3 separate regions of the Homo sapiens genome follow, and regions 2 and 3 are each linked to region 1. The links are chromatin loops, found by intact Hi-C in ENCODE. Cell type or tissue: heart right ventricle. All regions are shown on one strand.

What was found. Peaks named below come from ENCODE experiments on the same cell type or tissue, not always from the same donor. Only the 100,000 strongest peaks of a DNase experiment are listed, where the experiment ranks them.
Region 2: it touches region 1 in a loop (6-fold over the local background); 22 of 110 quality-filtered maps call a loop at or near these places.
Region 3: a loop joins it to region 1, with 12 times the contacts of the local background. A loop is called at or near these places in 109 of 110 quality-filtered maps.

What each region holds. Positions count from the first base shown.
Region 1 is chr17:5,586,364-5,588,863 of GRCh38, forward strand. No RefSeq gene overlaps it. Among named protein-coding and RNA genes, the nearest start is that of NLRP1, 3.1 kb to the left of the region's middle. In heart right ventricle, a CTCF peak has its summit at 1,261 (motif pointing right); a DNase peak (open chromatin) is centred at 1,220; H3K27ac peaks cover 502 bases.
Region 2 is chr17:6,044,624-6,047,123 of GRCh38, forward strand. No RefSeq gene overlaps it. Among named protein-coding and RNA genes, the nearest start is that of WSCD1, 25 kb to the right of the region's middle. In heart right ventricle, a CTCF peak has its summit at 1,495 (motif pointing left); no DNase peak of the experiment used is centred here.
Region 3 is chr17:6,421,206-6,423,705 of GRCh38, forward strand. No RefSeq gene overlaps it. Among named protein-coding and RNA genes, the nearest start is that of AIPL1, 13 kb to the right of the region's middle. In heart right ventricle, a CTCF peak has its summit at 991 (motif pointing left); a DNase peak (open chromatin) is centred at 976; H3K27me3 peaks cover 855 bases.

The sequences.
Region 1 (2,500 bases):
TCAACCTGTTAAATAGATCAGAAACCTGACCCTTCCCACCACGCCCACTGGGGCTGCTGGTCCAGCCTTCAGTCGTCTCTTACTGGGATCACTGTGCTAGCCTTCCACATGTTCTCCACCCATGCTGATGCTTCCCCTTTACTGTCTACTCTCAGTCTAGAAGCCAGAATTATCCACTTAAAGCATAAATTAGGTCAGGTCACTTCTCAGCTCAAAACTTTCCCATACTCCATCTCACTCTGAGTAAAAACCAAAGTCCAACCAAAGGTGTGGTGACTCGTGCCTGTAATCCCAGCACTTTGGGAGGCTGAGGTGGGAGGATCGCTTGAGTCCAGGAGTTCAAGACCAGTCTGGGAAACATGGCAAGACCCTGTCCCTATGACATAATATTAAAAAACTTCCCAAATCCGGCCAGGTACAGTGGCTCATGCCTGTAATCTCAGCACTTTGGGAGGCTGAGGCGGGCAGATCACCTGAGGCCAGGAGTTCAAGACCAGCCTGGCTAACATGGTGAAATCCCATCTCTAATAATTATAATACAAAAAAAATTATCCGGGTGTGGTGGCGCACGCCGTATTCCTTCAGGAGGCTGAGGCAGGAGAACTGCTTGAACCTGGGAGGCAGAGATTGCAGTGAGCCGAGATTGCACCATTGCACTCCAGCCTGGGCGACAAGAGCAAAACACAGTCTCAAACCAAACCAAACCAAACAACAACAACAACAACAACAACTCCCCAAATCTCCCAGAGCCCTCCCAATGGTTCCCGGGGGCTGCATGATCTAGCCCCTGATATCTCTCCGGCATTATATCCTACCCTATCCCCCTCCCTCACTGGATCCTCTTAGTCTTTTCCCTGTTCCTTGAATACACCAAGAATACTCTCACTCCAGGGCCTTTGCACTAGTCTTTCCATTGTCTTGGAATGGTTTCCCCAGATATTCAGAGGTGTGCTATCCAACCTTCTGTAAAGTAGAATTCCTTCATTCCGTGCTTCATTTTTCCGCATGACACTTATTATTGCCTGACGTTACAGACTTGTTTATTTGTTTACCTTCTGTCACCCCCTCCTGCCAATAGGATGTTAGGTCCCTGGAGACAGGACTTGGCTTGTTTTGTTCGCTGTTGTATCCGCTATGCCTAAATCAGTGCCTGGCCCACAATGTCAGCACAATCAATACCACAGACATTGAATGTCTTTTGAACGCTTTCCTTTAATGCTTTCCTTCTTATCCTTCCAAACAGCTACTCACTCTGGCCACTAGATGGCACTCAAGTACTTTCTGAGAATTGAAGCAGCCTCATGGGTTTGGTGGAGAGGACCCACTGGCGCTCTCTGAGCCTGAATTTTTAAAATTATCCCTGTTTCTGGTGCTTTGGGCCTTTGTTTCCTTTCCTTGAGGCATTTTAGGAACACATTAAAACTCACTTTTATTCAAGTCATGCTATTTTCAATTAAAACTTAACTCATGAGGAATATCTGTATGGCCAGTACTCCAGCAGAGTACAGTGAGGCCTTCTCTTTAGGTTCAAATTACTATGACTTGAATCAAGATCTGGATAACTTGAAATCAGCCTCCTTGAAATTCCTCTCCTCCCACCTATTTCTAAGCGTGTCCCAGGCATTGCCTCATGGGGTTCTGAAGTCAGTTCTTGGTTCCCCTCTGATCGACTGGTCTTGACTACCTTGCTGCCGTCCCTTTGGTCTCAGACCCCATTTCTATCCTCCTGAAGTTGCTGGGCCCAGGTGTCCTCTCTGTCACCACCATTTTAGGGCACGGCTCTTTTCTGGCCCATTCCTGAAATGTGGGACAAGATTTTCCCAATTTACGGCACAGCTGAGACCGTGACATGAGGATATGATTTTGAGCAAGAACTTCCCCAAGGTTCAGGGATGAAGGATAGTAAATACATCAGGGCATCACTCTCTGTAGCTGTGGCTCACACTGTCCTCAGAGCCCTCTCTGGTCCAGGATCATCCCTGCTATCCCTTTTCCAGCTGGAGCCCTCTGTAGCTCTGGTGCTTTCCATTACACACAGGCAGGTCATTGCCCAGCCTCAAGATTCTGCAGCCTCCTCTGCCCTTTGGAGGCCAGGACCCTCTGGCTCTAATACTTAGAAAGAGAACAAGCTGTCCTACATTCACATCACTCCTAGCACAGGCCCCAGGATTATCCTCCTTCCAGGATGATCGACATGGAAATATCTAGTCCCTTCAGGTGTGTGCTTGGTATTGTTGGAAATAAAAGCTCGGAGTCACAGAGAAAATGAGCACTCAAATAAAGGATTTTTTCAGCAAGGCAAATTTACTTCTGGAGAAGGGTCTCGCTTGCCCTTCTGGCCACTGCAAGAGCACACTGAACAAAGGAGGGAAGGGGTTTTTATCCCTGACCCAGTCAGTCCCTGATGCTGTGTCCGGGCCCCATTGGCTGGAGTTGGACTGCGCAGTCTAAGCTGATCCTGATTGGCTACTTCAAATGGAGCAGGGGTGGGGGCTACAGC
Region 2 (2,500 bases), 460 kb after region 1:
TGGGAGCACCAACACAGAATGCCAGTCCCTGCCTTCAAGGTGCTTACAGTCTGCAGGGGGAAATACACAGGCAGTTACAAGGCCCTCATGGTTTCTCTTGTGATACAGGGAGTCATGGGAAGCTATGGGACCTAGAGGCCATGAATCAGCTTTACCTTGCAGGCAAGAAAAGTGTTACAAAGAGTGTAGTAGCCTTCGGTTTGGGAAAAGAAAAGTGCCGAAAAGAATTAATACAGTAATACAGCAAGCTTGAAGCTTCTATCTTTAGAAGAGCTTGCTTGCAAGGTAGGCCCTTGGCTGGAGTCATAGAACTTGGCTTTTGAAACATCCTTTAACTGCTAAAGTTGCTTTGCTTTGCCTGGACTCTTTGCACAATGTGTTTTATGTATTTTCCTTATGGGAGTATGAAATGTTGGTAGTTGCTAGGCAAAGAGTGCCTATGTGATCAACTCCCAATTACAAACAAAACAAAACAAAAAACGCACCCTAAACTCCGAGTCTCAAACAGGCTTTCCCAGGCTGAAACTTTACATACATGTTGCTGCAATTTTTGCTGCTGGAGAAAAAAGCATGCTCAGCATGTCCCTTCCTCAGTGTGTCATGGGAGGGAGAGGAAGCCTGTGCTTGGGTTTCTCCAGAGTCCGTCTGATGTCTTTTGCCTGCATAGATCTTGTTGTGTTTTCTTTTACTGCAATAAACTACAGCCGTGAAGTCAATTATGCTGAGACCCGTGATTTCTTCTAGTGACCCAGTGATCATGTGGGTGGTCTTAGGCCCCCTAAAATAGAAAAGATGAATGAGATTTTAATGGGAAGAACAGGAAGAGAGGGGATTCCAGGTATAGGAAACAGCATATGCAAACTCATAGAAGCATGAAAGCGTGTGGTTTGGGCAAGGAATGGTGTGGCCTGCAGCTAACTAAAGGGAGGTGCTGACGAACTTGAAAAAGTTCAGAGGAACTGGGCTGTGAGGTGCGTGAGTGCTAGGCCAAGGGATCTAGATTTTATCTTATGAGCAATGGGAAACATTGGGTATACTTAAAGAGAGAAATAACAGTCAGGGGGATATTACTGTTACAACAATTACTCTAGTAGCCAGTGTGTGGGGCTAATCGTGAGTGAGGAAACAGGAGGCCAGAAGGCAGGCCTTGGAGGAGGCCTGGCAGGGATGCAGATGTAACCTGTCTGAGCCAAGTGCTCCTTAGAGCCTCCTTGCCAACCCTCCTCCTGTTCCATCCTTCCCATTGTCCAAGAACCCTAGACCCTTGCTTGGCTCATTCTGATAGGGCTGGCTGGACTGTGCAGACTGTTGCTACTATCCCAGGGCCTTGAAGAAAACTAGCCAAGCCCAGTTGCATTTATGGCCACTCCTGAGCAATGCTCATGATGGTCTATAGGGTCTAACCCAGTGGTTCTCAACTAGGGGCAATTTCCCCTCTTCTCCTAAGGACATTTGGCCATGCCTGGAGATATTTTGGTTGTCACAACTGGGGGTGAGGTGCTACTGGCATCTAGTGGGTAAAGGCCAGAGATGCTGCTTAACATTCTACGTTCACGGGACAGCCTCCCTGAACAAAAATGTATCAGGCCCAAAATGTCAGCAGTGCCAATGTTGAGAAACTCTTTTCTAGATTAGCACTGTCCAGCGGAATTTATTGCAGTGATTGAAATGTCCTATCATTCTGCACCATCTAAGGTAACCACGAACCACATGCGGCAGTTGAGCCCTTGAAAGATGGCTAGTTGGGATTGAAGAACTCAAGTTTCAAGTGTATTTCATTTTAATTAATTTGATTTTTGTCTTAAGTAGCCACACGTGGCTGGCTAATGGCTACTGTATCAGGAGCATGCTGCATCAGATCTGCATGCTCAGCAGGCTGCCAGCAGTTCCTGAGGATAACGTCCTTAGTTTACACTCTCTGGCTCCCGCATTTTCCCCAGAGCACATCCTCTGGGAAGAGGGGCTACCAGCCAGAGCCACCTCTGGGCCAGACCAAAACCACAACCCAGACTTGGGGGTTGAGCACAGCTCAAGGTATGTTCTCCTGGGGCTTCCAGCAGACCTGAGTCAGGCCCATCTCAGACTGCATCGCTGAACCTCAGATGTGAGAAAGAAGCTTGGCTCTTGAGGCCTTTTTTTTCCCCCAACAGACCCCTACTTTGCCACATTTTCTCCCAGTCACCAGCTCTGGAATACTGGGAGGTGCAGCCATGATCAAACCTCAGAAAAGGTCCCTTGGTTCCTTTCTTCTGGGAGAGTGAGCTCCTTGGTGTCCCTTATTCCATTACTAAGGGGGCTCCTTTCAGAGACTTTTTCCAGGAAAGAAAAAAAAATCGGCTTCAAGATGACTTAATGTCCCTACATAGGCAGAGAAGACACTGACAAATTCAAACAGCCATGTCTCTGGCTTAAAAAAATTTAAGTTATGCCTAACAAGGCACAAACCTTAGACAGAGAAGAATATCAGATAAGGCTTGAATGCAAACTGTGGCAGTGGCAT
Region 3 (2,500 bases), 830 kb after region 1:
CGGAAGCAGAGGGACGCAGAGTGGAAGATGCTCCATTGCTGCCTTTGAAGGGGCCACAAGGCAAGGAATACAGGCAGCCTCTAAAAGCTGAAATAGGCAGGAAAGAAAATGGACTCTCTCCTCCGGCCTCTGGAAAGAACACAGCCCTGCCTGCCAACCCGTTTTAGAATCCCTGACCTCTGGAACTATAAGAGAATACGTGTGTGTTGTTTTAAGCCATTAAGTTTGTGGTAATTTGCTGCATCCACCATGGGAAACTATTGCCCCTGCACAATACCCGAGGAAGGGGGTGTCCCTCGGGCCACTCAGCCCCTTACTGCTGACCCAAAGGACTCCCTGGTCTCAGGGTGTCTGTCAACTCCAGAGGTCAGTATGGTGGCTCCTGCCTGGGAGCAAATGCCTTGGTTTGGTTAACTAGTAATGATTCCTGAGGACGTGCCAGGCCAAAGGGGGCTTCAAAACCCACACAAGGTCGTTTCGTGCTGACCCTTCCAACTGCTCCCAAACAAAGGCTATTGGCATTGCCGCAGGTTGCTGCCTGATAGAAGTTTCACATTCTCTCCTTTTTTAAAAAAAAATGCATCATACCCACATACGAAGCATCCAGTGAAGGAGGCAGCACAGTATAGAAAAGAAAAGAAAAGAAAAAAAAGAAAAGAAAAGAAAAGAAAAGAAAAGAAAAGAAAAGAAAAGAAAAGAAAGCCCCAGCCCAGACTCCTGGAAACCTGATGCTAATCCTGGAGCTACTGCCCCTCTCTAAGCCTCAGTTTCCCCATCTGTACAAGGGGTTGGGACTGAGTTGCCTCCAAGGACCTAGTTTGCTGGCAGCCTCATTCCATAGTTCTAAATGCCTCCTTTCCTGTCATCAGCTTGCCTGACCTTGTGACCTGCAGCGTCAGGGATGGTCAGGGCTGATGGAGAACCGCCACATCCGGAGCCCAAAGCGGCCATCTCCTACCCTGGGGACCCGTCTGCTTGGTCTCTGCTGCCACCTGCTGGCAACTTGAAAACAAAGCCTTCCGGCTGGATCTCCGGGAAAGAAGCCCTTGGAAGAGAGGCCCTGCAAACTATTGCAACTGCCCGCCCAGACCTGACCAGCCACGCCCTTCCTTTAGGTTGGTTTTCAGGGAGCAGAAGGAAGCCCATGCAGCAACCAGAGCCCTGGATGGGAGGCTGCCTGCATCTCTCCCCATGTCTGCCTCCCGCCTCCTCTGCACTAGGAAGATGGGGTGTGGGATGCGGCAGTTTCTGAACAGTGGTTCTACTGGCCCAGCCTCTGCCTTCAGAGGATTGTAACAATAGGACAAGGGTCCCTGTGCACCCTCTCTCCAGGGTATCTCCACCACATGCTATGGGCTTCCTGGTCCCTATCCCCTTTTTCCTGTTTTCAGACATCCAGAGGCATCAGAAGGGGAGCTGTCCACACGGGATGAGCCGGACAGGACCAAGCCCGAGCATAGGCTGCATTCGGGCCTCTGTCCAGCCAGGGAGCCCACAGGCCACGTTCTCACCACAAATGAGGGGGGCACCCTCGCTGCTCGTTGTCCCCAAAAGAAAGGGTAGCTGGTAGGATAGCTACATTCAGACAATGGACAGGGCAAAGGAGACTGGGAAGTCTGCGAGCCACAGTCCCTGGCCCCGAAGTAATGCCCCTTGCCAGGCCCCTCATCTGTTTCTGAGCCACACTCGACTCTGGCTGCCCAGACAACATCCAGGCCTTTCCCCGTAGGCAGCGCTGCCAGGAGGCAGCAGTGAAGGTCCCCTTGGCTCTCTGGCCCCAGCCTCCCTCCCTGTTCCACCTTCTGCAGTTCGAGGCACTCGCTTTGGCCTCAGGACACACCTGCCTTGCTCCCTCTGCAGGCCATAACATCCCCTTCCTCTGACCTCTTCTAAAATCTCCTCTCTCACGTGGTTCCTTCATACTATGGCCCACTGGACTACTGAGCCTAATCATCCAAAAATTGAAACCCCTTTTCTTCAAGGGTGGGAAGGCTTACACATCAAACCTTCTAGTACTGCAAGAAAAAAGGAAGAAGAGGCCGGGCGCGGTGGCTCACGCCTGTAATCCCAACACTTTGGGAGGCCGAGGTGGGCAGATCACCAGAGGTCAGGAGTTCGAGAGCAGCTGGCCAACATGGTGAAACCCCGTCTCTACTAAAAATACAAAAAATTAGCCAGGCACAGTGGCACACACCTGTAATCCCAGCTACTCAGGAGGCTGAGGCACGAGAATTGCTTGAACCTGGGAGGTGGAGGTTGGAGGTTGCAGTGAGCCGAGATCAAGCCAGTGCATTCCAGCCTGGGCAACAGAGTGAGACTCCATCTCAAAAAAAAAATGAAAAAGAAAAAAGGAAGAGGAGAAGAGAAGAAAAACATAAAACACTGCCATGTTAAAATGTACATTATCACTCCAGATGCCAGAAATATCCTCATTCTGGTGTCCCAGGGGTCACGAAATTGGAACCACAGAGAAAGCAATGCAGTGGAAGCATTGCGCTGG